3 separate regions of the Mus musculus genome follow, and all the other regions are linked to region 1. The links are chromatin loops, found by intact Hi-C in ENCODE. Cell type or tissue: left cerebral cortex. All regions are shown on one strand.

Region 1 (8,000 bases):
CTTCATAAGGTGCTAGAACATGCAGGTGTCCTATTGGTCAGTGGGTGCCATCCAACAGGGTTGAGCCCCCAAGCAGGGCAGCCATGTCTTTTCATTACATTGAAGTTTTTATAGCATTAAACAACCCTGGGATTTGCCCCTGTTTGGAAGATTAGGAGTAACAGCTTGTGCATGTAGCCAGGTAGTAACAGATGCTTGCAGCTTTGTACTGAAGTCCTCAGAGCACAGCCAGGGTAATGAGGCAGTGCACAGGAACAGAGGACAGAGGGTAGAGATTGTGGCTCCTGCCCCAGTCAGGGTCACTCTGAGCCACTACCTCAGGCAGGACAGTTATCAGCCATTCGTGATTGTTTCTCCCTGTGACTCTGTCTGCAGTACAAGAGAGGTGATGGATTCCAGTTGAGGAGCCATGGCTCAGAGCCACCATGAAGCCATGCTGATGGCTAATGTCTCATCTCTGTCTCTTTACAGTGCACATCCTGTTCCAAGTAGTGCCTTGTTTAATTACACACTGTTTTCTCCCAAGACAAGACAGGGTGAATTTTAAAGCTTTATCTTAGGGAGTTTCAGGTTCACCTAGGTCTGGCTGAATTAGAATATTCTATGCATGTCTGTGGTTGCTTCTCTTTAGTCAACCAGAGACCGGACTCTGGACCAGCAGTGCACAGTGAGCCGCCCAGGCCTGGCCGTGATTGCAGGTGCCCTGGCTGTGGAGCTGATGGTCTCTGTCCTGCAGCATCCTGAGGGGTGAGTCTGGAGCCCACAGATGAACATTTGAACCAAGTACTTGCTGGAAATGGCTGGCCACTGTCTCCCCCACACTCCCTTGGTTTCCTTTGGCTTTTTTTTTTTTTTAACCTCAAAACAAGACTAAAAACACCTAATCCAGTCAGCATGTGATCTCTGGGGTATGTCCCTGTGCCATCCTTGGGGGTATGCCCCTGTACCCCTCTTGAATTCTTCTGATTATTTTGGTAGTTGATAAGGATGAAATAAGACTTTAATAGGGGCATTTGGTCTTTTACATTTCTCTTCTGTTAGTCTATTATGGTTTTTTAGCCCTGGACATTGTAAATGTGTACACTGTATATGTAGTATATATAATGTGTATACTGTATGTATTGTATATATAATGTATGTGTCTGTGTCACTAGGAACTATATCAGCTGCCTGTCACTGAGGTCTGTGTCCAGGAACTTGGCCAATTAAAGTTTAAAGTCCACGTCCAGGCTTGGTCCAGAGGCTTAGCATGTACCATTTAGCCTCCCTGCCTACAGGCACAAGATGCTGCACTCCAGTGTCACATCTGTGTGACAGTGTCTACTCACAGACAAATAGCAGTTATTTTAATAACAAACTAAAAGCCACTGGGGCTCGAGACAAAGGGATTCCTTTCATCAGTTTTCCTTTTCTTTATTTAATTAATAGATTTGTTCCTGGATGATGTCATACATATAGATAACATGGTTATAGTGATGATTATTCTCCCGTCCACCACTGCCCATCTCCTGCTTCCACCCTACAAGTATCTTTCTCATATACATGACCTTTTGGGTTGGTTTGGTTTGTGATCCAGTGAGTTTGGCCAGGCCAGCTGTGTGACCAGGGTGGGTTTAGGGTTAGTCACTGGAGCCTGCTGGGCTGAGCAGTCAGTGCACATCTATGTACTTACTGTGCCTTCCTCCCTCCCAGAATGCATCAGTTGGTGAGAGCTCAGCAGTGAGCAGGAAGGCCTCTTGTTACTTTTCTCCAGGAAGCATTTTCAGATGACTACAGCTTAAAACAAAACCATACGAAAGGTCACATCTGGTCAGTGTCACTGTCACTGGCTGTCAGATTGTAAAGGAAATGTCCAGGGGCAAGTGTCACTGGCCACTATTGAAATCTCACTTTTAATCGTTCTTAACTGGCGCCCATGCCCATCCTGCTACTCAGCCTTAGTACCTGTCTTGTCATCAGCTGCTTCCCCAGAACAGCAGCCCTCACCACAAAGCCTGTGACTATTCCCAGTTCTAGCCTGGCTTCTCCAGCACGGTCATTTGCTGGTGATACCCTGGGAAGGGTAAATGCACCAGCAGCCTTCCCCTGCCTTCCTAGTGCCACTAGTGCCATCTGGGATGCACTGAGTAACCTCTTCTCTCAGGTCACTGGACCTCTCAGGCCACAACTTCCCTCCCGACACCATCTTGCAGGCCTGGTGCTTTCCTTGTTGCTCCTGAGTGTAGATCTCACCTGCTTAGTGCATTTTTCCACCGGGGCAACACATAACAAGCGAAGCATAAAGCTGCTGGCTGTCTTGACAGCAGGCCCTTGTGGTTATTAGCTTGTATTTCTAAGTGCAGCTTCACTACTCTGCAGACACTCCAGTCTCACATCCAGCACACAGCCCTGGAGGCTGCCAGGTGCTGTTTTGGTTGCCTAGTCCCTAAACACTGTTCCCTGTGCTAACTCGGACTACAGCCATGAGCGCTGTTCCCTGTGCTAACATGGACTATAGTCATGAGCACTGTTCCCTGTGCTAATATGGACTACAGTCATGCTTTCCTGTCACAGCAACCTTGGAAAATAGACCAGCCTCTTTCTTCATGGGTCCCTTTTTTTTCAGACAGCTGCCTTGTTGCTGCAGAAGTGTGAACTGCCTCTTAAAGACCCTTGTCAGAAAATGCAGTCTTAGATTCACCTTGAAAAGAATGCTAAGTTGTTAGCTTTGTCATCTGGGCCTGTTGCCTCTCTGAAGAAAGTCCCGAGAGGCAGAAGAGGAGAGTAAACATTGGCTGGATGACCAGCACGGTCTTCATGTTTGTTTTTGATATTTTCTTTACATATTTAATCCTCAGAAGATATTGCTACACAGCTAGTATTCATTTAGTTTTGCTAACATTATTCATTTCCTCCTGTGTCTCTAAACTTGTGGCCCTGAGGCATTATCTTCTGCCTGCAGAATTTCCATAAGGGTTTCAGTTTTCCTTTTTCTGAAAAGGTCTTTGTGTTTAAGGAAGTTTCTTATGTTTGGTGGAATTCAAGACTGGCATATTCTCTCTCCTCCTCCTCTTTTTCCTCCTTTCTTCTTCTTCCTCCTTCTCTTCCTTCGCCTCTTTCTCCTCTTCATCTTCTTCCCTTCCCCCTCCCCCTCCTTCTCCCCTTCTTCTTCCCTCTCCTCCTTCCCCTAGTGACTTAGGAGGCAATCTCCCTGCTCCAATTTATTCTAGCTCAGCCTTCTTCTGCATCATCTGCATCTCTGATGTAGGAGTTCCATCTGCAGTGATTCTCTGCCCTGTCCCTAGAGCGCCACTCTGCCTAATCCTCTTGTCCTCCATGCTCTTTCTGAGACCCCCAGCTGCCCTATCTGGTCCCCTATGTACCTTGTGTGGGTCCCCCTTGCTTTAGCCCGTTGTTTTCTGTTGGCACATGATTATAGAGCTGTGCCTGGGAAAGGTTAAAGCCATCAAGGTTTTCAGTGTCATTGTTACGTGTCAGGTTTAAGCTTTCCATATAACCTTATTCTCTTATTCTCCTATGAAGTTGAGATTTTGGCCTGAGGGCAAACAGGTGCCCACACCTGACTAGACTATAGATGCTGTGTTTCATTTCTCAAAAGTTTGTGCAAGGCCCTGCTCCAAGCACATTAGAACTGTCGACTCGTTTAACTAGCATTCGTGATTTTATTGCCGTTGTTTTTGGACTGAGACTGCCTTTGTATTTCAGACTTGCTGCGGACTCATGTAGCCCAGGTTGCCCTCACACTCACTGTGATCCTTAATCTGCCCAGTGCCAGCATTACAAGTACATGCCCTGGCTCATTAGTCCCATTTCTGGTGGTGGAGCTGGGCTTGGCATCTCAGACTCATGGCTTGTGAGTGGCAGCCAGGCTTGCCCCCCCCCCCCCAGCATCTCTTCACCCTGCTTTGGAGAGCTGTGCTATATGTGCCATTGGCAGAGCAGGCAGAGAATCAAATTTAGAAAACACTTATTTCTCATCCAAATTGAATTCCAAGAAAGGCAATGGCAGAAAGCCACAGCAGTGATCTGTTTATCATGTGACTCAGAGGGCCTCAGTGGCTACTAGACGAGGCAGGAAGGGGGGATGAGCAGCTGTGTCCTCCCCTGCCTTCACCTCCCCTGCCATCCAAGTTTCTTCCTACCTCTAGTAGGAAGTAAAATCTGCACCTCCTTGATCCCAAATCCCTGCCTTCTTTGTCCTTGTAACAGGTTAAAAACCAGTTCTTCTGGGACATAAATGAACATTGACCCTCTCTTGGGAGGGGCCGGTACATCTCCCACCCAGCTCTTTCCTTTTATATCCCCTTCCTCCATTTTTGTGGCATTTAGATAAGTTTAGCAAGTTAGAGGAGGCTGTGGGGAGGCACATCCCACTCCCAGCTGCTGGAAGGAAGGCTGAGCTGGAGGATAGCCCAAGCCAGGAGTTAAGGCTACCCTTCACAGAGTAGTGAAAGCACGTGAGAGGAAGGAGTGGGGGTGGGAGGGTGGAGAAGGCAGGCAGGCCTTGCACTTGGCAGTTTATCTCACATGCCCCTAATGCTTCATACAGCCTCCTCCCTCCTGTTTCACGGCTGATGGACCCAAAGCACAGAGGAGAGTTTGCCACTTGGCAATGTCCACAGCTCGCTCTCATCCTTCCCACTCTATGGTGCCCATTTGAAGAAACTCACCCCCTTTCCCTCCCTCCTGGACATGAGTTTCCTGTGAGCTTATGAAGCCCAGCAAAGGGGCATTTGCTTCTCTTAACCCTTTCCAGTGTCCTGAGATGTTCTTTCCTGTGCTCACCGTGAGCACAAAGGAGCTAAGAGCCCTTCTGCTTCCCTCTTGCAGGGGCTACGCCATCGCCAGCAGCAGTGATGACCGCATGAATGAGCCTCCCACCTCGCTGGGACTTGTGCCTCACCAGGTGAGTGATTTGGAGATGAGCTGTGGTCCTGCCCCATCCTCTCATAGAGGGGAAGGTTCGACAGCACACTCTTCCAGCAGCACACCCGCTGCAGTGGGGCCTCACGGAGAGCGTTGTTTTCTGGGGACACTGCTGGGAAGAGATGAACCCATGGCACTGCCTCACTTTGATGCATTGGAGCTGCTGACTAGACTCTGCCGTGCAGAAGAAAAAGAAGGGACAGGGCTTGGGACGGCCATGTGTGGTTCAGCCGGCTTCAGTCTCAGCCCTGCCATTTACAGCCTTCTTTGGCCCAGTCTCAGAACTACTCAGGGCCTTATCTTCCCATTTACAGATCACAGTGAGCTCCCTGGTAGGCATGGAGACCAGGCTCATAAATACCAGCCCAACAGCCCAGAGTATGGATAAGCTGACTAACCTTCAGTGCCCAGTGCCCTCCCTACCTGGGCAGAAAGCCTTTCTGGGCAAGCATGGGCAGATGGTTAGCCATGTCACCACTGCTTGCAGGGTCCATGCCTGAGGCTGGGAAGATGGAATAAGGCCCACAGGTCCTGGTCTCTCAGTCTGCTCACTGCCTTTTGGAGTAACAAGGGCTGCTTTAGTGTCACGTTTGGGGAGCTGTTCTCCACAGTCCTGTGCATTCCGCCCCATAGCTGGGAGGGGTCCCTTCACCGTAGTCCCTGCCCAACCAATGTATTTGTTTGGTGCTGGCATGAAACCCAGCATCATGCATACCAAGCATGTGCCCAGCCACTGAGTAGTCACCCAGCCCCTGTGCCTGGCGCTTTCCAGTGAGGACAGTTGAGTAGAAGGAAAGGCTAGCCCACCAACATGGAGAGAGCTGGTGAAGCTGTGATCCAAGCCCAGACTTGGCACCATGGCTGGTGTTCTTCTAGAGCTCCTGTGGCTGGAGAGCCCTGGTCACAGTGGCCCCTCAGCCTGCCTCTGTGCAGTCTCTTCCGTCTGTGCCACCTCCTGCCTTATACCTGCTGTCTCTTAACCTGTTTCTGTCAGCAAAGTAGGCTCTAGCAAGGGTCTGGGGTACCTCTGCCTTGGCGTTGGAAACCATAGAGCCCCAGAAAAGGTGGCTTCCCTCCGTAAACCCCAGGTGTGTCATTTGTATGACCTGAACATGTCAGTCGTTTCCCATACACACTCCCAGCAGCCCCTGGCAATGTGGTAACCACCCCTCCCCCACCACACACAAGGCTGCGGACCTTCAGGCTAGCTTGGGCTGCTCTCCTTCCCATCTCCTCCAGGTCATCCTGCCTTTCTTCCTGCCCTGTCCTTCCTTCTCCTCATCTCTCTTACAGACTTCATGCTGAGGAGGGCCTTAATTAAAATTCCCGACATGCCCCTGCACTGGTTTCTTCCTTTAAGTTAAATTGCAGCCTCTGTTGCTTTCTTAGTGCTGAGGCCAGGGGCCAAAACACCCTCCCTAGACAGGTGGCCGTGTCAGATGTGTGTGCCTATGTTTCCTAAGTGCTATGGCAACTCATCCCTCAATGGGAATTCATCCCCAACAAGCGAGCCTGGCAGTTGCCTGCCATTCACCAAGCTTTCCAGCTTTCTCGTCCTTTGCAGTTATCTGAAGGGTTATTTTGGTTGTTGGCCATCTCTTCATTTGGCCTTTTCAAAAGCTGAAGAATAATGCCACCGTATATGGTAAAGTGTGTGTGTGTGTGTGTGTGTGTGTGTGTGTGTGTGTGTGTGTGTGTGTGTGGCTTACTTATTTCAAGTTTTGAGCCTTTATTTTTAGCAACATTCTAAAACAGAAAGAAGAGAAAGAACTTTAGAATTAATCAGAAATGCTCAGTCCCCATTTAAACAAATGTTTTTTGTTTTTTGGTTTTTTTCTTTTTCTCAAGTAGAGGGGACCATTTATACGACTGTGCTCTGATTAGGGGACATCATCTCCTGGTGGCAGATTCAGCATCCTTCTCCCCTCCTCCCCTCCTCTGCCTCCCTCCCCCTCCTCTCCCTCTTCCAACCCCCTCCTTCTCCTCTTCTCTTCTCCCTCCTCCAGAGACAAATGGTTTCCTGTTGGAGGGGAGCTGGCTAAGTCCCTTTGTGTATTTTGCTTGTAAAGAATGACCTGTAAAGTTCTGGCTCATTTTCTCAGTGCCCCAAGGAGAGCGTTTATTAATCTCTCCCTGTGGAGTGTGGTGCCTGGAAAGCCCTCACCCCACCCCCAACACCAGTGTGAGTGGTGGAGAGCATTCCCTGACTTCTTTGCTGTCCTGTGAGTGGGTCCTGGGAGGCCACTGGCCTGCTCTGTCCCTCCATATGAGTGCCCAGGCAAATTGGCCTGTTCTGATATTGTCTAGGAACAGTGAGAACCTTGATTAGTCCCCAGCTGAATGTTAGAGCTGAAGAGATCTGGTGCTAGCCTTGAAAACCGTGGAAAACCACTAGCTTCGAGAGCAGGCTCTTTGGGCTGAAACTTTTTTTTCTTATATTTATTTATTTATTTATTTTTGGCCTCTGGCCCAACCCACGGGGATAGATACTGCAAGCAGGCAGCAAGTAAAGCTGCTTTGTGTATGAAGAGGGGGTTTCTTTCTCAAAAAATGTATTATGTTGATGTATGAATCACATACAGATAATGTCCCAAGTCACTAAATGAATGATCCAAGCACTCACAAAGTGAACACAACGCGCGCGCGCACAAATGTGTGTTTGTGTGCTTCTCCTGATGGCCCTTCCAACAGACGGGTGAGCTCTTCCCGACTCACGGAAGCTTTTGTCACACTTGGAACTTAGAGAAAACGGAGTCCTATAGTATGTGCCCTTCGGTTAGGGGACTTTGGCAGAAAACTTTTTCATTGTAGTTCTCAGCAATTAATTGATATCCCACCCACCTGGATCTTTTATTCAGACCATAATAACCAGACATGATGTCACAGCTTGTAGTCCCAGCAGTTAGAGGTGGGGACAGGTGAGTTGAGAGTTCAAGGTTCTCTGGGGCACATAGTAAGGCCCTGACTCAAATGTGAGAGTGGGATGGGGTGACTCAGTGGATAAAGCACTTGTTACACAAGCTCCAGGACCGCACTTCATGTTCCTAGTTCCCATGTAAGTGCAGGGTGAGCAT
Region 2 (8,000 bases), 360 kb before region 1:
CTCAACCCAAGAGAGCGCGTTGAGTCTGTCCTGGGTGCAGGATTTACAGAGCGCTCAGCGTGTGCCTGTTGGTGTTGTGCTTGATAGGTATGTTCGGATCCTGCTCCTTGGTGGGCACTGCCCAGGCTCTTGACATACAGTGAACCAAACCTGTCCCATGATGGAGCTGATAGTAATAAATGCTCAAATGTCAGGGAGGGGGACATTGTGCTACAAGGAAACAACAGAGCAGGATCAAAGGATAGTGAATGGCTTAGTGGGAGATGGGAGCAATCTGGGAGGGCTTTCCCAGGAGGTGGCATTTCAGAGTTACCTATCCCCACTGCTATTTTGTTACAGATGAGCCACCCATCTGAACACAGATGCTAGGTAGGTATCACACAGCTAGGAAGTGACCTGGCCTGTGAAATACCAACACTGGAGCCCCTATCTCTTCCCTTTAGCTCGACGGGGGTGGCTAAGCTGAGCCTCTGCCAGTTTCCCTGCCAGTCAGCCATGTGCCAGCAGGTGGCACTGTGGCCTGATAACAGACACTAGTGACCATCCTGCCCCAGTGGCTGGAAAGGCTGTTAATGACAGGCAGGTAAAGGGATACCTGGGCCTGAGGCCTCACGGGACAGTGACAACCCTCTTGTCAGGAAGGGCAAGCTTTACTCTTTCAACCCTCTTGGTCACATCCAGTTGTCTTGACTGGATGCTGTCTCTGTCTCCGACTCTAAGGATGAACCCACAGGTAAATGGCAGAAGCTTTGGGCTTAAACTCTGGGGTTAGCTGTGCACTTACACCACAGTGTTTCTTGGAACCCTCCTGTGCTGAGTGAACCCTGGGGCTTAAGAAGAAACAGTGTAGAGATGTGTGCCCCAGAGGCTTCAGCTGGTACCCAGCACATGGAGTCTGTGACCTGTTAGGGAGATTTCCTGAAGCAGGGAAGCCAGGTGTGGGGGGTATTGCATGACTGGAGAACTTTAGACAGAGCTGGTTGTGAAGACACGCCAGACTGCAAAGGTCATATCTGAACCAGTGGGATGTGAGGAGCCACAGAGATTCACAGGGGACTGGTATTCGTGGCAGAAGGATAAAATCAAGGGGTCTCTCAGGATGCCGGAGCCAGAGCGGAGTAAGCCAGGACCAATTTGGCAGGAGGCTAAGCACATCACAGGGGGCCTTGTGTATTAACCCAGAAGGGAAGGAGACAGGAATCATTCTGGGATAAGGTGTGACATGGCTCTGGCTCCCACAGTTATAGTCCCCTCATAGCCATTCTCTGTGTGAGGAGCCAGGCAGATGTTCAGGGAAGGAGGGGTTGGTATCTGCGCACAGCCAGGACAGCCCAGGTCAGGCTGTGGCAGAAAATGACTCCATGTGGTCCCAGGGCTTCTCTCTGTGGCACATGGCATGACATGGGTTTGGCCCAAGTGAGTGACAGCCCTTCCCTGGGATTCCACCGGGTAGAAGACAGTCAGTTTAGGCTGCAGGTGCTTTCCATGTGTGGTTCCAGCTAGAGGAGGAGTCTGGCACTGATAACAGCAATGTGCATGACCAAGAGGTACATCTTCACAGGTCGGAGTTCAGGGAGGGGAGGGAACTCAAGCCTCCGGGATCTCAGAGGACACTGGGCCAGCAGTGGACGCCACACTGCTCTTAGGACTGCCTATCTGTCACAGTGAGCCTTCTTTTCTAATGAACATAAATTCCAGTTACACCTGCTCCCATTTGGAGAACTGGCTACCTCTGCTTTTCATGGAGAGAGGCTGTCGGGGCAGAATCAAGTTCCCAGTCTCAGCTAACAGCTTCTTCCCTGAGCTTGGCCTCCTACCCAGGAGCCAGGACTCCTTTGAAGTCCACCATCACTGTTTTATCTCTGAAAATACTTCACCATCTTGCAGTTCCACCCAGAGACCAGTGCCTCTTCCCTTCCCGCCTCTCCTCACCCTCTACACCAAGCTGGCCACAGGTCTCCTGCTAAGTTACAGCCTCTCTTCCTCTGAGCACCTCTGTGTGTGAGGAAGCCCAACATTTTACCTTCCCTGACATTCAAGGCTGACATGATTTGAACGTGTTCTCTGAGGATTCGGGTGTTAAGATTTAGTCCCTATTGTGAGGTATAGAGGGTGGGTGGAAACTTATATGGCCTTGTGTTGGAGGTAGGGGTCAGAAGGACAGGGGGTGGGACTAGATAAAGACTTCTGACAGTGGCTTACTCAGGAGAGAATGGGTGGGTTATACATATGTTCCCAGTCTATGTGATGCCCTGTGCCTCTGCCCTAGTCACAGTCAGCAAGCAACCTTGGTGTTCCAGAGCATAGATGAAAAGGACCTCACTTATTGTCTTATTTAAATGTTTGTTTGATACAAGGTCATCATAGCCCAGGCTGACTTTCAACTCTCTCTGTGGCTGAGTCTAAAGTCCCCCTGGTCTCACCTCGGCAGAGAGACTGGGCTCTGCTGGCCTCATAGGGCTTTGTGCAAGCACTGTACCATTTCACGGAGAGGAACTGCACCCATGGATGCAGTGTCTGTTGTGGTCCTAAAAATGACCCCCTCAAGTCCTAGAGGTGAATATTAGCACCTGAACATTTCCCCAGACCACAGTGTACCACTATGTACATAATATTTTTCTTACAGAGTACTGGGTTTTTTTGTAAAGAATAAAATACCAGTCTATCCATGGGCATCTCCTCTTCTTCCTCTTCCTCTTCCTCTCCCTCTTCCTCTTCCTCTTCCTCTTCCTCTTCCTCCCCTCCCTCTCCCTCCTCCTCCTTCTCCTCCTCCCCCTCCCCCTCCTCTTCCTCCTCCTCTTCCTCCTCCTCTCATTCTCCCTCTCCCTCTTCCTCCTCTTCCTTCTCTTCCTCCCCTCCCTCTCCCTCCTCCTCCTCCTCCTCTTCCTCCTCTTCCTCCTCTTCCTCCTCCTCTTCTTGTTACAGTTAGAAAACCCCACCCTGGAACCCCTACAGGGCGGCAGAGGCTATACCTTAATTATCTCCCCGACTCTCAGAGCTCAGGTAGTAATGGATGTTTGCTCAGAGCAGTGAGTACTTAGAGGAAGGCATGGTTATTTAAATGTGAACGGAAGAGTCTATAATTGAATGGATAAGCAAACACATCCGTGAGTAAGTGAAGGCATGAGTCACCAAATGAAGTGACAGATTACAGCCCCAGCAGGTCTGTGATTGGGTTATTCCAGCTCCGGCACCCTCAGACACCTGTGGTTGTGCTTGCAGGGATGCGCCTCTTCCTTAGTCGCCCGAGAGGAGAGGGGAGATTTGAAACTGCGCAGGTATTGCCCCCTCCAAGATGCCTCAGACCTGACTCCACTTTCTGAGCCAAGGCCTGGAATCCACCGCGGCTAAGGATGCCCAGAGAACTCTGAACAGCTCATCCCTGTATCCCTGAACTGTGGCTGAAGGTCAGTGGGAGGAGTAGGGTGTTTGCCACAAGGACAGGGCCAGACCTCCCACATCTTCAGAAGAAGGGAGACTTCTGGTGAGTCCATGTCTCCTCCTCCACACCCCAGCCCCACAGTGAGGGGGCGACAGAGCCATGAGCAGGAGCCAGCGGTTGCCATGACAACACATTAAGAGACGTGAAGCTGCTTTCAGTTTTCAGTTTCAGCTTCTGGAAAGGGGTCAAGCATGTGGGGCAGAGAGAAGAGTCAGGAGGGGGAAATCACAGCCACCCCCACTCAGTCTCACAGTTAACCACAGCCCAGTGCACTGTGTGCTCCGAGTCCCTCCTTCTGGTGTGTCACTTCCTAGGACACTCAAAAGGAACCTGAGAAGTGGTGATCCCACCTCATGGTCAGAAGGCTGGGTCTGAAGTCACTTGCCCACCCAGGTGGTAGCAGAGCTGGTTCTTGCATTGGGTTCCTGACTACAAAACCTTGTTTAACAGACCCAAAGATTCTAGAATCCCACTGGGTTAGGGCAGTACACTTTATTGGTCCATTAAACAAGACACTTACCCAGGAAGGTTCAGATCTACAGGCACTCAAGCAGAAAAGCTTCTAGGATTTGCTCATACATACAACAAAGCACATGTATGCACACACAGCAGTTATGTATGCGTGTGCACACATTCATGCCTATGCACATTCATGCTCACACATAGACACAGCTGCAATCACACAGGCAGGCACACACCTGTATATCCATGGAAGCAGATTTTAAAAAATGCTTCTTTTGACACGCAGCTTTGGAGTTCCTCCCCTCTTAAAATGACAGTCTGTTTCCTTAGCCACTGAACTTGGCTGTGTGATGATATTCTGGCCCATGCAAAATTAGCAAGCACAGAGTTGGGGAGATGGGTGGGTCTGTCAAGTGTTTGATTCACAAGTATGAAGACCTGAGTTAAGATCCCCAGGATCCTCATAAGATGCTGGGCATGGTGGCTTGTGCTTAGAACTCCTAATTCCAGTGACAGAGAGATGGGAGGCAGAAGCAAGCAGATCCTTGGAGCTTCCCATCCATCTAGCCTAACCTACTGGGAAAAATTCTAGGCCTGGGAGAGACCCTGTATCAAACAAAGGTGGAAGGTTCCTGAGGAAGGACACTCAAGGTTGGCCTCTAGTCACAGCACATAGGGCAGACCCACATGCTTGCATGCACCTTCACATATGCACGTGCACATACACATACACATAATGGAAGAATAACCCTGGGAACGTATATTTTCACGGTGTATTTGTATTTTCTCTCTCTCTCTCTCTCTCTTTCTCGTTCATTGCCTTCACTATGAAAACATGCCCACGATGTTAGAGGAGACCTCATTAAGTTCAGAGCCACGTCATCTCCTTTGTCCTGGCAGAGATCAACCAAAACTTTACTCCTCCACCAACAAAGAAACCATTAAAAGTGGGACTAACGGAAATTCAGAGCTGCCAATCAAAGCCCAGGTGACTCACGAGCCAAATACCTTCTTATTTTTAGCAGTTCACTAACTGAGGTTTTGTGCTTGCTTGTTACACAGCATTGCTTCCAATGAATAACCGATACACGTAGGCATTAAAGAGGAATGTGTCATGGGAGGGAACCTAAGTAGTGTGTTTACCTGGTTATCCTTTAAAATGGCACCTGTGTTGAAAAGTTATCGATGTAAGAATCATCCTTTTCTACTGTCTTAGTTTGGGGAGGATGGGGTTTACGTCATCTTACAACTCGCAGGTTATACTGTAGGAACAAGGGATGTCAGAGCAGGCACTCAAGGGAGGAACCTGGAGGCAGACATTGACGCAGAGGCCATGGAGGAGTGCTCCTTATTGGCTTGCTCCTCATGGCTTTCTCATTCTGCTTTCCCATATACTCAGAAGCACTGGACTTGGGCTGGCACCACCCTCCGTGAACTGGGTTCACCCATCAATTATGAGAATACACCATAGGCTTGCCCACAGGCCAATCTAGTGGGGACATTTTCTCAATTGAGGTTCCCATTTCCAAAATGACTCTAGCTGTGTCAAGTTAACATAAAACTAGCCCCCCCCCAACACACACATAATGCAGTTTTAAAAAATAATATTCACAGTCATAAACCATCTAATTCCAGCATTTTCTTATCATCTCAGAGAGATGCTCATATCCATCACGCTCCACTTACAGCCAGAACCTCGTGTCTAGGTCTGTGTACTCATCTGCACAGTGCTTCCAGGGTCCATCCCTGTGTCCTCCAGGGTCAGTCCTGGATAATAGTGTGAGCAGAACACAATCTGTCTATGTGTTCTTTGGATGATAGATACTTGGACCGAGTAATGTACTCTGGCGATAGCCAGGATGACAGCTCTGTCTGCTTGGAGTTTTCTTCTGTTGTTCTTGTCCTGCAACAGGGGACATTGGGGGAAGATGACTTGAGGGCACTGTTTGGACCCAGTGTGATAGACAGATCTGACTCGTTGTCCCTTCTTTGTGCAGGTTAATGTTGCCTACCCTGGCCTGGCCGTGGCTCCCAGGAATAGCCTTACTGCCCAGCTAGCTTGCCTCATCGCTGCCCTAGATGAGTACAGCCTGGGGTGTGATGAAGCATTTTGGTGTGTATCATGGTGTTGGGGACCAGAAGTGTGAGGGTCACAGAGGACACACTGACATCTTGGGAATCCTCAGACACAGTGTTGTAATTGGATCCAATTCTCATCACCATCCAGTCGAAATTATTTTCCAATTGCAGAAGCAGAACACCCCCAATAATGCAGCACTCAACAATATTCATACACCACATGTTATCTTCTGTGATGGAAAAGATAGCCTTTACCGAAAGTTCTTATCTGAAGGACCTAGACCAACGCCGTGCTTGTGTGTGGCGTTGCATGTTCTGTGCACCTCAGCTCAGTACAAAGCAAATGTCGGTCAATAGCATGGCATAAGAAGGTGACCTAGTATTCTCTTACCTACATAGAAAACATTGGAGTAGGATGGAAACGACTAGAATTAAGTAGAATATATAAGTGAAGAATGGGCTGGGGTGATGCAAGCCTGAGAATCTGAGTTTGATTCCTAGAACCCACACCAAAAAAGCTAGACAGCATTTGTGTATGGTACCAGCTCTGGGAGGGCAGAGACTGTGCATCCCTAGGGCATGGTGGCCGGCCAGTCTAGCTGAACCAATGGCTCCAGGTTCAATGAAAGACCCTACCTCAAAATATAAAGCAGAGAACAATTAAAGACCCCTGGCCTCCACGTGAACACACATGTGTATATGCAGCTGCACACACAAACACATACATACACACAGAAGTAGGAAGGTCTGAGGAACTTAATGAAAGGACATTACTTATTTGTCTCTGTGATATTTATGGTATTTGCCATTTTCTTTTAAAATGTAAAATCATTATGATTTTTAAAAAAATTCTACTGTCGGACAGTGGTGGCGCACACCTTTAATCCCTGCACTTGGGAGGCAGAGGCAGGCAGATTTCTGAGTTCAAGGCCAGCCTGGTCTAGAGTGAGTTCCAGGACAGCCAGGGTTATACAAAGAAACCCTGTCTCGAAAAAACAAAACAAAACAAAACAAAAAACAAAACAAAACAGAAAAACAAGAAGAAAAAGAAAAAATTCTAAATTTAGTACCTATTTTTTTATAATGTTGAAATCTTTTTCTTAAACGGAATGCCCCAAATTATATGTATATCCCCTCTCACTTCTTCCTCTTTATGAAATACGAATGGATAGATCCATTCTGGTATGCATAGTACAACATAAAATGACTACAGAGAGAGAGAGAGAGAGAGAGAGAGAGAGAGACAGAGAGACAGAGAGACAGAGAGACAGAGAGACAGAGAGACAGAGAGACAGAGAGACAGAGAGACATAGAGACAGAGAGACAGAGAGACATAGAGACAGAGAGACAGAGAGACAGAGACAGAGAGACAGAGAGACAGAGAGACAGAGAGACAGAGACAGAGAGACAGAGAGACAGAGACAGAGACAGACACAGACACAGACAGAGAGACAGACAGAGACAGAGAGAGAGAGAGAGAGAGAGAGAGAGAGATAGATAGATCAGGTACTTCCCGAGTATAGATGAGTGAGGAGGAACCCCAGCTTGGCTCCTGGCGAGCGAGTCCTTTGGTCCCAAGTGTGGTCTCACTCTTCAGAAGCCCCAGCGGACCTCTGAGAAGTACCCAAGCCCAGCTTCCCACGACCACAGCTGCTTCTCCTAGCAGGCAGCTCTGTGCGGCTCTCTGAACCCCAGACACTTTTCACCATTAAGGATCGTCCTCTCTGCTCCCTCCTTCAGGGTTCTAGGTCTTCCCTGAAGCTTGTCCTACCTCCTAGAAGGTCAAGGAAGTGAGGTGAACAGGAACTGAGCTTCCCACGAGGAGATGTGAAAGCTGGGCTTCTCCCTAAGGGCTGAACTATTAACTGTGGAATTTTGTCATGGAGAAAGATAGCAAACATAAATATTTGTGGGAACCGAGCCATCTCAATCCTTTTCCTGTCACTATATATGAACACCACAAACTGGATAATTTACATAGGAGAGAAACTCATTTCTTATAGCTCTAAAAGCTGAA
Region 3 (8,000 bases), 260 kb after region 1:
AGAGCAGCAATGCTTGTAACCGCTGAACCATCTCTCCAGCCCCTATGCCCAGCTTTTAAATGGGTACTGGGGATCTGAACTTGGGTCCTCACGCTCCTTCAGTAAAGACTTCACCTACCTGACCATCCCCAGACCCATGACCTTCACCTACCTGACCATCCCCAGACCCATGACCCAGCTTTTATTATCATTCGTTTTTCTGTTGGTTTTTTTTTCTTCTTAAAGTTGTACAGATAATCTATAAAAGGCACCCTTAGGAGACACAAAGGAGGACTCTGCTGCTGGGATGGTTGCCTTGGCAACCACCAGAGGAAGGTTACAAGGCTGACTTCCAGAAGACGGAAAGGAACTTTCCCTTACAGAATATTTAATGGTGAAAGTTTTACTCTCAAAGCCATGTCTGCAAGAGGTATTGAAACCTTCAAGTCACTGGGGAACCAGCATCCTGGACCAAGTTTATGAAGCACTTTAAACCCCTCAGAGGCCTTTCTAAGCCTGACACAAAGTCTGAGCAAAGCTCATTACTCTTCTGGAATTCTGGAAACTCTGGTGTACTGGAATAAAATATCAGTCTCTCACAGAAAAGAATAAATAAATAAATAAATAAATAAATAAAACACACTGGATATGGCTCAGCAGTTAAGAGCACTGCCTGCTCTTGTAGAAGACCTGGTTTCATTCCCAGCACCCACATGGTGGCTCACAACCATCTGTAACCCCAGTCCCAGGGAAGTGAAGCTATCTCCTGGCCTTCCCAGTACTGCATGCACATGGTATACAGGTATAAATGCAGGTAAAACACCCAAACATATAAAATAAATCTTCAAAAAGTTTAATTAGACAAGAATACAGACTTAAAAATCTGGGATATTGAGATTTAACTGGGGCAGAACCAGCAAGGGGCAGGGCAAGAAATCAAGTCTCCAGAAACAATGAGCTGGGGCTGTTTTTACTACTACATTCACAGTTCTGGAATGCAGACGCAGTTATTTACAGCAGAATTGTCTTCATAACTGTGCTCTGGTCAACACAAAAATTAGTTCACATTCTCTTCAAAATCGAAAGCAAAGGCAGACTGGCCAGAAATGCTAAGCATGTGTGTGTGCTCACACACACACACACACACACACACACACACACACACACACAGGTAGCAAGGCAAATCTGCCTGAAATGAATTTTGTCAAAGTTAAAACCCAAAGCATTCCAGGTGTGGTGGCACATCTTTAGTCCCAGCACCTGAGAGGCAGAGGCAGCCTGGGCTACAAAAGGAGTTCCAGGGTAGCCAGCGCTATACTGAAAAGCCCTGTCTCAAAAAGCCAAATAAGTAATTGAAAAAAATAAAACATAAAGCAAGGAAAACAACTCGTCAGCCAAATATAACTGAAACAAGGAGGAGAGGGGGTTTACAAATGATCTTGGGTGCTGAATCTTCGGAGGAAAGTACCCATAGATCCATCATTTAAGAGCGAGCGGGAGAGAACTTGCTAGAATGCACTATCAGCTCCGAATCAGCGCCACCAAGCCCTAAGGTCTTAGTCCCACTCTTGGCCTCGTGGGCATGCGCGGACTCCTAATTAGCTTCTGCGGGGAACAATGACCGCAGAGACTGAAGAGAAGTTAAAGTTTGGCATGCCAAAATGGCATGCAAAACTGACCTTCAAATCATAAATCGCAAATGGACCTGTATTGTTTTATTACTTTGTTCTCAGAAAGTAACAAACAAACAAACAAATTGGTGCCTACCTTCTTGGGTTTAGAAAAAAACAATGTAAAACTCCACAGCCTGGGTGGAAGCTTTCAAAGATAGGGTTCTGATGGACGTGGTGGCTCAGGCCTTTAAAGAGGCATAGGCAGGTGGATCTCTTTGGGTTTGAGGCCAGTCTGATCTACAAAGCGAGTTCCAGACCGGCCAAAGCTACAAAGAGAGATCCTGTCTCCAAAAAAAAAAAATAATAAAATAAAATAAAAATAAAAAATAAAGCGGGTTGTGATAAACACTCCAAGACCGCCCACCTCCCCCACATCAGGCTGCTGGTTCTTATTAACCAGAGGAGAAAACAAGAGGAACAGACAAACGGGACCAACGATCAAAGTGAAACCGACTTTTTAATCATCTCCTTGAGAACGGTGAACGCAGAGCCAGGAAAGCGCTAACGACCAGGCTGCCCCAGCAAGTCCTGTCATCCTCGCCTAAGACCTCAATGTCTCTGTGTGATGAATTCAAGACTCTTGAGCAAAGCGAAACAGAACCCCCTAAAAAAAAGGCAAAGACCGGAGCTTTCCAGGGAGGCCTCATACAGTGTAGGAAGATCGCGCAGCCCTATTTTGAGCAGGGGCAGGGAATGTACGGAAAGGGCCGGGTCCCGCAGCCCTCGCGCAGCCCAGAAGCTCCGCGGCCGGGACCCAGCGGATGCCTTGCTTCAGGGCCTGTGCTCGCGCCCGGGACCGGGGTCAGCTGGAGCTGGACCGTCCCGAGAGCACGAGCAGGCGCCCTCGGTCCGCGTCGGTTCCCTGTCTCCTAAAGTCACCGAACATGGACTAGGATTTCCCGGCACTCACCGCTTGAGCGCCTCGGGCCGGCCGGGCCCCGCCGGGGGCGCAAAGGACGGAGGCGGAGCACGCTCAGGGGCGCGCAGGATCGCGAACGCGCTCCCTCTCTCTCCTCTGGGTTCTCCAACACGCGCGCACGCTCGGGAGAGCGAGGAATCCCTGGAATGAGGCGCAGCCAGCCCGCGCCGGGTCTCCCCCAGGCAGGCAGAGCCACGCCCAAGGCACGCCCCGGACACGCCCCTCAGGCCTGGCAGGTGGAGCCGCGCCCAGGTAAGCCCGCGGGGCCGCGCTGCACGGCCACGAGCGGCGCGTACCCTCTGGCGCCCTGCGCTGGGAATCCAAAGCTCCGACTCAGAACGTCGCTGAAGACGCGCTGCTCCCAGCGAGGAGCTCCAGCGGCAGGGGGCACGTGGACACGGCATTTCTCAGCATTCCCCACCCCACTCGCCACGCCCCCGAGCCCCACGAACGCATCTTCCCGACACATGGGCGAACACCGGCGGCCACTCTGATGCGTGTCCAGGTGCCCGCCGCCGCCAGCCACGCGCATCCCCACGCGCTCACACCAGGCTTCCGCCCCACTGTCCTCCCCACGCTTCGTGCCCCTGACTCCCGTAATCATTCCGCTTAGTCAGCCACGCAAGGCACCGAGTCACCTTCGCAGACCCCCTCACCGATCCGCCTCTCTGCAGCCCGAGGGCAGGCGCGGCGGTAACCGCCCAGTAGTCTAGGCTCCGCGATTGCACCTACACGGAGGCAGCTCCGTGGGGCGCCACACGGGGCCACATGCCTCCTCACTCTCTGGTCACCAAACCCCACGCCCAAAGCCATTGGGACGCGACAGGCAGTCAGCCACACGTACCTGAAGGCACAGTGCGGTCGCACAGGCTTGGGACGTAGGGAGCCGGGGTGCCACTTAGAATCAGAAAGACAGTCTGGGATAAGAACACTCAGAGCCGGCTGGGTTCCCTCCCATTCCAGTACTTCACGCGCGCGCGCGCCCGTTCACACTCACGCGAGGCCTCCCCACCCCCTAGCTGCGAAGAGGAAACGCTGGAAAATCCGAGCCGCGGACAAGGCGCTCTGGACGCGCGCTGCACTTTGCTGCGCTGGGCAAACTCGCGCTGCCACGGGCCAGCTCTGCAGTGGGACGGGCAGGGGCGGGGGAGGGAAATGGAAATGCTTCCAATTGGTGCAGGTTCTGGCTAGGGCACGTGACCCGGAGAAGGCCAGGCCTGGTTTTAATTTTTAGCTGTCATTCTCTGAAGATGTTTGGGGTGGGGGAAGCGGGCACGCCCCCGCCCGGCAACCCTGGGCTCTCCATTGTTTTTTTCTCTTACTGCCACAATTAAGGAAAACATTTGCTTAGCATAACCAGACACTAACTTCATAAAACAGACGGAAGCTGGACTTCTGGCGGTTTTACCAAAGCTCCACCTGCATGCCTTCTGGCTGCCCTCTAACCTTTGTCTCTAGAAAAGAGAGATACAGAGAGATACAGAGAGAGAGAGAGAGAGAGAGAGAGAGAGAGAGAGAGAGAGAGAGAGAGAGAGAGAGAGAGAGAGAGAGAGAGAGAGAGAGAGAGACCCAATTGAGAAAAAGGTCTCTGGGCAAGACTGCGGGGCATTTTCTTTATTAGTGATTGATGTGGGAGTGCCAGCCGCCCCACCCCCACCCCGCGGTGGGTGGGAACACCCCTCTGGGCAGTAGATCCTGGATGGTATAAGGAAGCAGGCTGAGCAAGCCTTGGGGAGCTCTCCATTCAGGCTCTGCCCTGACTTCCCTACACGCTGTAAGCTGAAGTGAACCCCTTCTTCCCCAGCTGCTTTTGACCAAGTGTTGATGACTGCACAGAAAGCACACTGTAGACAATGAATGTCAACCTAAACCACAAGGGCCTTCCCTGAGAAAGGATTGTAAGACGCCATAAAAACAATCAGTAGCTTACTTCAGTGTTGAGAAAAAAAATTGTTTTCCAGGTCCCAAGCTATTTCCCCTTCTGTTATTGGTTCATAATGCATCCTGTATGGAATAACAATAGAAGCCGGGCAGTTCATTTTGCTGGGGACTTGTGGCCCCCTCATGAGGTACAACAGGCACTAGGTGGGAAGATTCGAGTGTGGCCACACTCAGGTTTCCTAGTTCCTCCTTTGAAACTCATCGTTCAGGATCTCAAAAAGAGGATTGGCTGCTCTTTCAGAAGACTCTAATTCTATACCTAGCACTCAAGTCAGGGGGCTCACACGCTCCAGGATATCTGGCGCCCTCTTCTGGACTCTGCAGGCACCTGCACTCACATGTGCAAAACCCACAATAAAAATAAATCTTGAAAAGAAAATCATAGATGAATGCCAGGAAGCCTCCCAGACTTTCTGATGAGTGTGTGTGTGTGTGTGTGTGTGTGTGTGTGTGTGTGTGTGTGTGTGAAGACAACTTGTAAGTGTTGGTTCTCTCCTTTAACTGTTGGACACAGGGTAGTACTTAGGTCTCAGACTTCACTATAAGCATCCTTACTCCCTCTCAAAGATGGTCTTAAACTTAGACTCTAGTTTAGTTCAGGTCTTAAGAGTGGATAAAAAGGCAGGCAGTGATGTCACATGTCTTTAATCCTAACACCAGAGAGACAGAGGGATGCAGATCTCTGAGTTCGAGGTCTCCAGAGCAAGTTCCAGGACAGCCAAAGCTACACAGAGAAACCCTGTCTCAACCCACCTCCTCATGACCCCCCCCCCACACACACCTCCAAAAACCGTGAATAAAGAAAGTCTGCAAAATGCACCAATAGGGGTGAAGGCAGCAAGGAGCAGTTTGGAAGGGCGCCAAGAAGGCAGCAGTAGCCTGGACCACAAAGAACCCTGGCTTGTTAATTTCTTTCTCAGGAGGGGCTAAGGAAGAGGCAGAAGGATGCAGTGAAGATCCATCTCCCTGTTTCTCTCTTGACTGGAACTCTAAGCTGCTTGGCTCACTTTAGACTCTGGCCTCTGGTGGGCAAAGGACCCTATACATCATTATCTCATTTGATCTCCATGACAGCATTGGTGTTGGTTGGCTGCTGACTGATTTCCCTCTGGGGTCAGTGCAGAGGTCTAAAGGGCATCTTTAATTTCCATCGCTGGCTAGACGGAGCCTTGCTCTGCAGATAAATCATGGGGACCAAGGGCTTTTCTCGTGGATGTGACCAGCTTTGACCTTGGCGGGGTTTAATTTCCCTCCTTGCCTTACATCAGCAGGAGTAGTGAACTTAAGTCTGGCAACCTCCAGACTGTGTTAAGTCTGGCTGTTTTCATTGTGTTGGTGAAAGCAGATGCGTAGAAAATACAGGGTGGGAGAATCTGTAAGGAACAGGAGAAATAGAACCAAATTCAAGTCCTGTGTGAAGTGCCCCAGGCTGACAGTGCACAGTGTCCAGAAATAGTTATTAAATGGCAAACTCAGGCATGTGGCAAAGTGCCTTACAGGTAATGCTACAAATGGAATGAAAAATAACTTGGCAAGGATACATAAAATGCATGTATGAATAATATATATATATATGTTTATATGTGCAATGAAAACACCATTTAAAGCTAGAAGCTGAGTGTGGTGGTAGACACCTGTAATCTGAGCTATGCAGGAGACTAAAGCAGGAGGATGCCTTAAGCAAAAACATTCAATTTCAGCCTGGGTGATCCAAAAAGACCCATTCTTATCAATAACAAGGTAAAATGGGAACTGTTATATCTATTTTACTGTTTTTAAATGTTTTATGCTAGTGTGTGTGTGTGTGTGTATGTTTAACCTTAATGTATGGCTGTGTATCAGCTGCCTATGGTGCCTGAAGGGGTCAGAAGAGGCCTAGGCTCACTGAGGCTGGAGCTATAGGTGCTGGTGAACCATCTTGTGGGTGCCAGGAATACTGCAAGACCGGCTAGTATGCTTAACTGCTGTCTTTCCAACCCCCCTCCCGCCTCCCAGTCCCTTTTTAGAGACAATGTAGCCTGGGCTGGCCTGAAACTCAGATATCCCACCTGCCTCTACCATCTGAGTGCTGGAACTAACAGGGTGTATATCACCACACCCTGTCCTTATTACATTTTTAATGTCTAAGAAACTCAAGAAAAATATTGGAAAAAATTAAAAAGTACATGAGTATTACTTACATAGCCCACTGAATAAGTGAAGGTTGGCTTGGACATACATAAAGAATAGGTATATGTAATTCAGGAGATGAGTATCTAGAGGTGGGGAAGAGAAGCAGGCCTGGCTTGGTCCTCTTCAGAGCTCTGGGAAAGGCATGGGGGGAGGGTGTAAGAAGGCGTGCAGGACAGGGTGTCCTGTCTACTTTTAAACTCTGTTTAAACTTTTCCACTTAACCATTAAAACATTAAAATAGAGACTGGAGATATGGTTCAGTGGTTAAGAGCACTGGCTGCTCTTGAGGAGGACCTGGGTTCCCCCACCCCAGCACCCACATAGTAGCTCACAACCATCTTTAACTCCAGCTCTAGGGGATCTGATAGCCTCTTCTGGTCTATGTGGGTGCTGTATACACATGGTACACAGACAGGGAAAATACTCATGTCCCTGAAATAAAAATGTGTAAATCATTTCTAACTAAATAAAAGGAACACACACAGGGTCTGAGGACAGTGTGTGGACCAGCGCTGTGCCTCTCCCCTGTGCCACAAAAGCATTTTCTGGTCCCCTTTTCTCTCTGTTTGTGCCTCCCACTCCCCTGGCAGCACTTGAGGGCCAATAGGGTGGGGGGCCGGAAGTTCAAGGTCATTCTCAGGTACAAAGCCAATTAGAGGCCAGCTTGGGCTACATGAGACCCTGTCTAAGAGAGAGAGAGAGAGAGAGAGAGAGAGAGAGAGAGAGAGAGAGAGAGAGAGGACATCACATCAGAGAGAGCAGGGAAGAGGGCAGCTCCTGCAGGATCCTCAGCAGAGGGTTTTTTCCCAACGTCTTTATGTAATTTGGTCAGAAAAGGTGAGGAGACTTGCTTCCAGGTGCAGATCTTACAAAAAAAGAGGTGCACAAAGCGAACTTCCTGCTCCCAAATGCCACACGTTCAGTAGAGGGTCACAACCAAAGCTAGAGCAAGGAGAGAGAGTCTGGGATCGCCTGGGGCTGGAGTTACAGACAGCAATGTGGGGCCTGGAACTGAACCTGGGTCCTCAGGAAGAGCAGGAAGCACTCTTAACTGTTGAGCCTTCTCTCTAGCCTGACCTACTATTTCTGTTTGCCCGCAACTCAAATATGTACAGCATAAAACTCAGAGAAAACCCCAGAGACTTTCAGCTTTTAAATGCCTATAAAACATAAACATAGTTACAGCTGAGACACAAACTACCAGACTTCAGTGGTCACTGAACATGGCAGGTGCCCTTGCTGTGTAGAACTGTGAAGAAGGAGTGACTCAGCTGGGCTCATGTGGGTTTCTTTAGGGGGAAAGGATGGTGTTTGTT

The links. Hi-C counts contacts between places; a loop is a spot of excess contacts. Peaks named below come from ENCODE experiments on the same cell type or tissue, not always from the same donor. Only the 100,000 strongest peaks of a DNase experiment are listed, where the experiment ranks them.
Region 2: a loop joins it to region 1, with 12 times the contacts of the local background. A loop is called at or near these places in 3 of 42 quality-filtered maps.
Region 3: it touches region 1 in a loop (5-fold over the local background); 2 of 42 quality-filtered maps call a loop at or near these places.

Annotation. Positions count from the first base shown.
Region 1 is chr6:114,708,463-114,716,462 of GRCm38, forward strand. It overlaps Atg7 (autophagy related 7), which reads left to right. Exons shown (of 19, transcript NM_028835.5): 15 at 632-747; 16 at 4,831-4,906. Among named protein-coding and RNA genes, the nearest start is that of Gm52917, 22 kb to the right of the region's middle. In left cerebral cortex, no CTCF peak of the experiment used is centred here; DNase peaks (open chromatin) are centred at 2,442, 3,341, 4,029, 4,359 and 2 more places; H3K27ac peaks cover 4,661 bases.
Region 2 is chr6:114,344,841-114,352,840 of GRCm38, forward strand. No RefSeq gene overlaps it. Among named protein-coding and RNA genes, the nearest start is that of Gm38875, 49 kb to the right of the region's middle. In left cerebral cortex, a CTCF peak has its summit at 502 (motif pointing right); DNase peaks (open chromatin) are centred at 514, 3,157 and 3,556; H3K4me3 peaks cover 297 bases; H3K27ac peaks cover 1,318 bases.
Region 3 is chr6:114,966,298-114,974,297 of GRCm38, forward strand. It overlaps a transcript of Vgll4 not described here. Among named protein-coding and RNA genes, the nearest start is that of Gm38876, 25 kb to the left of the region's middle. In left cerebral cortex, CTCF peaks have their summits at 3,593 and 4,815 (motif pointing left); DNase peaks (open chromatin) are centred at 2,158, 2,752 and 3,573; H3K4me3 peaks cover 3,053 bases; H3K27ac peaks cover 3,218 bases.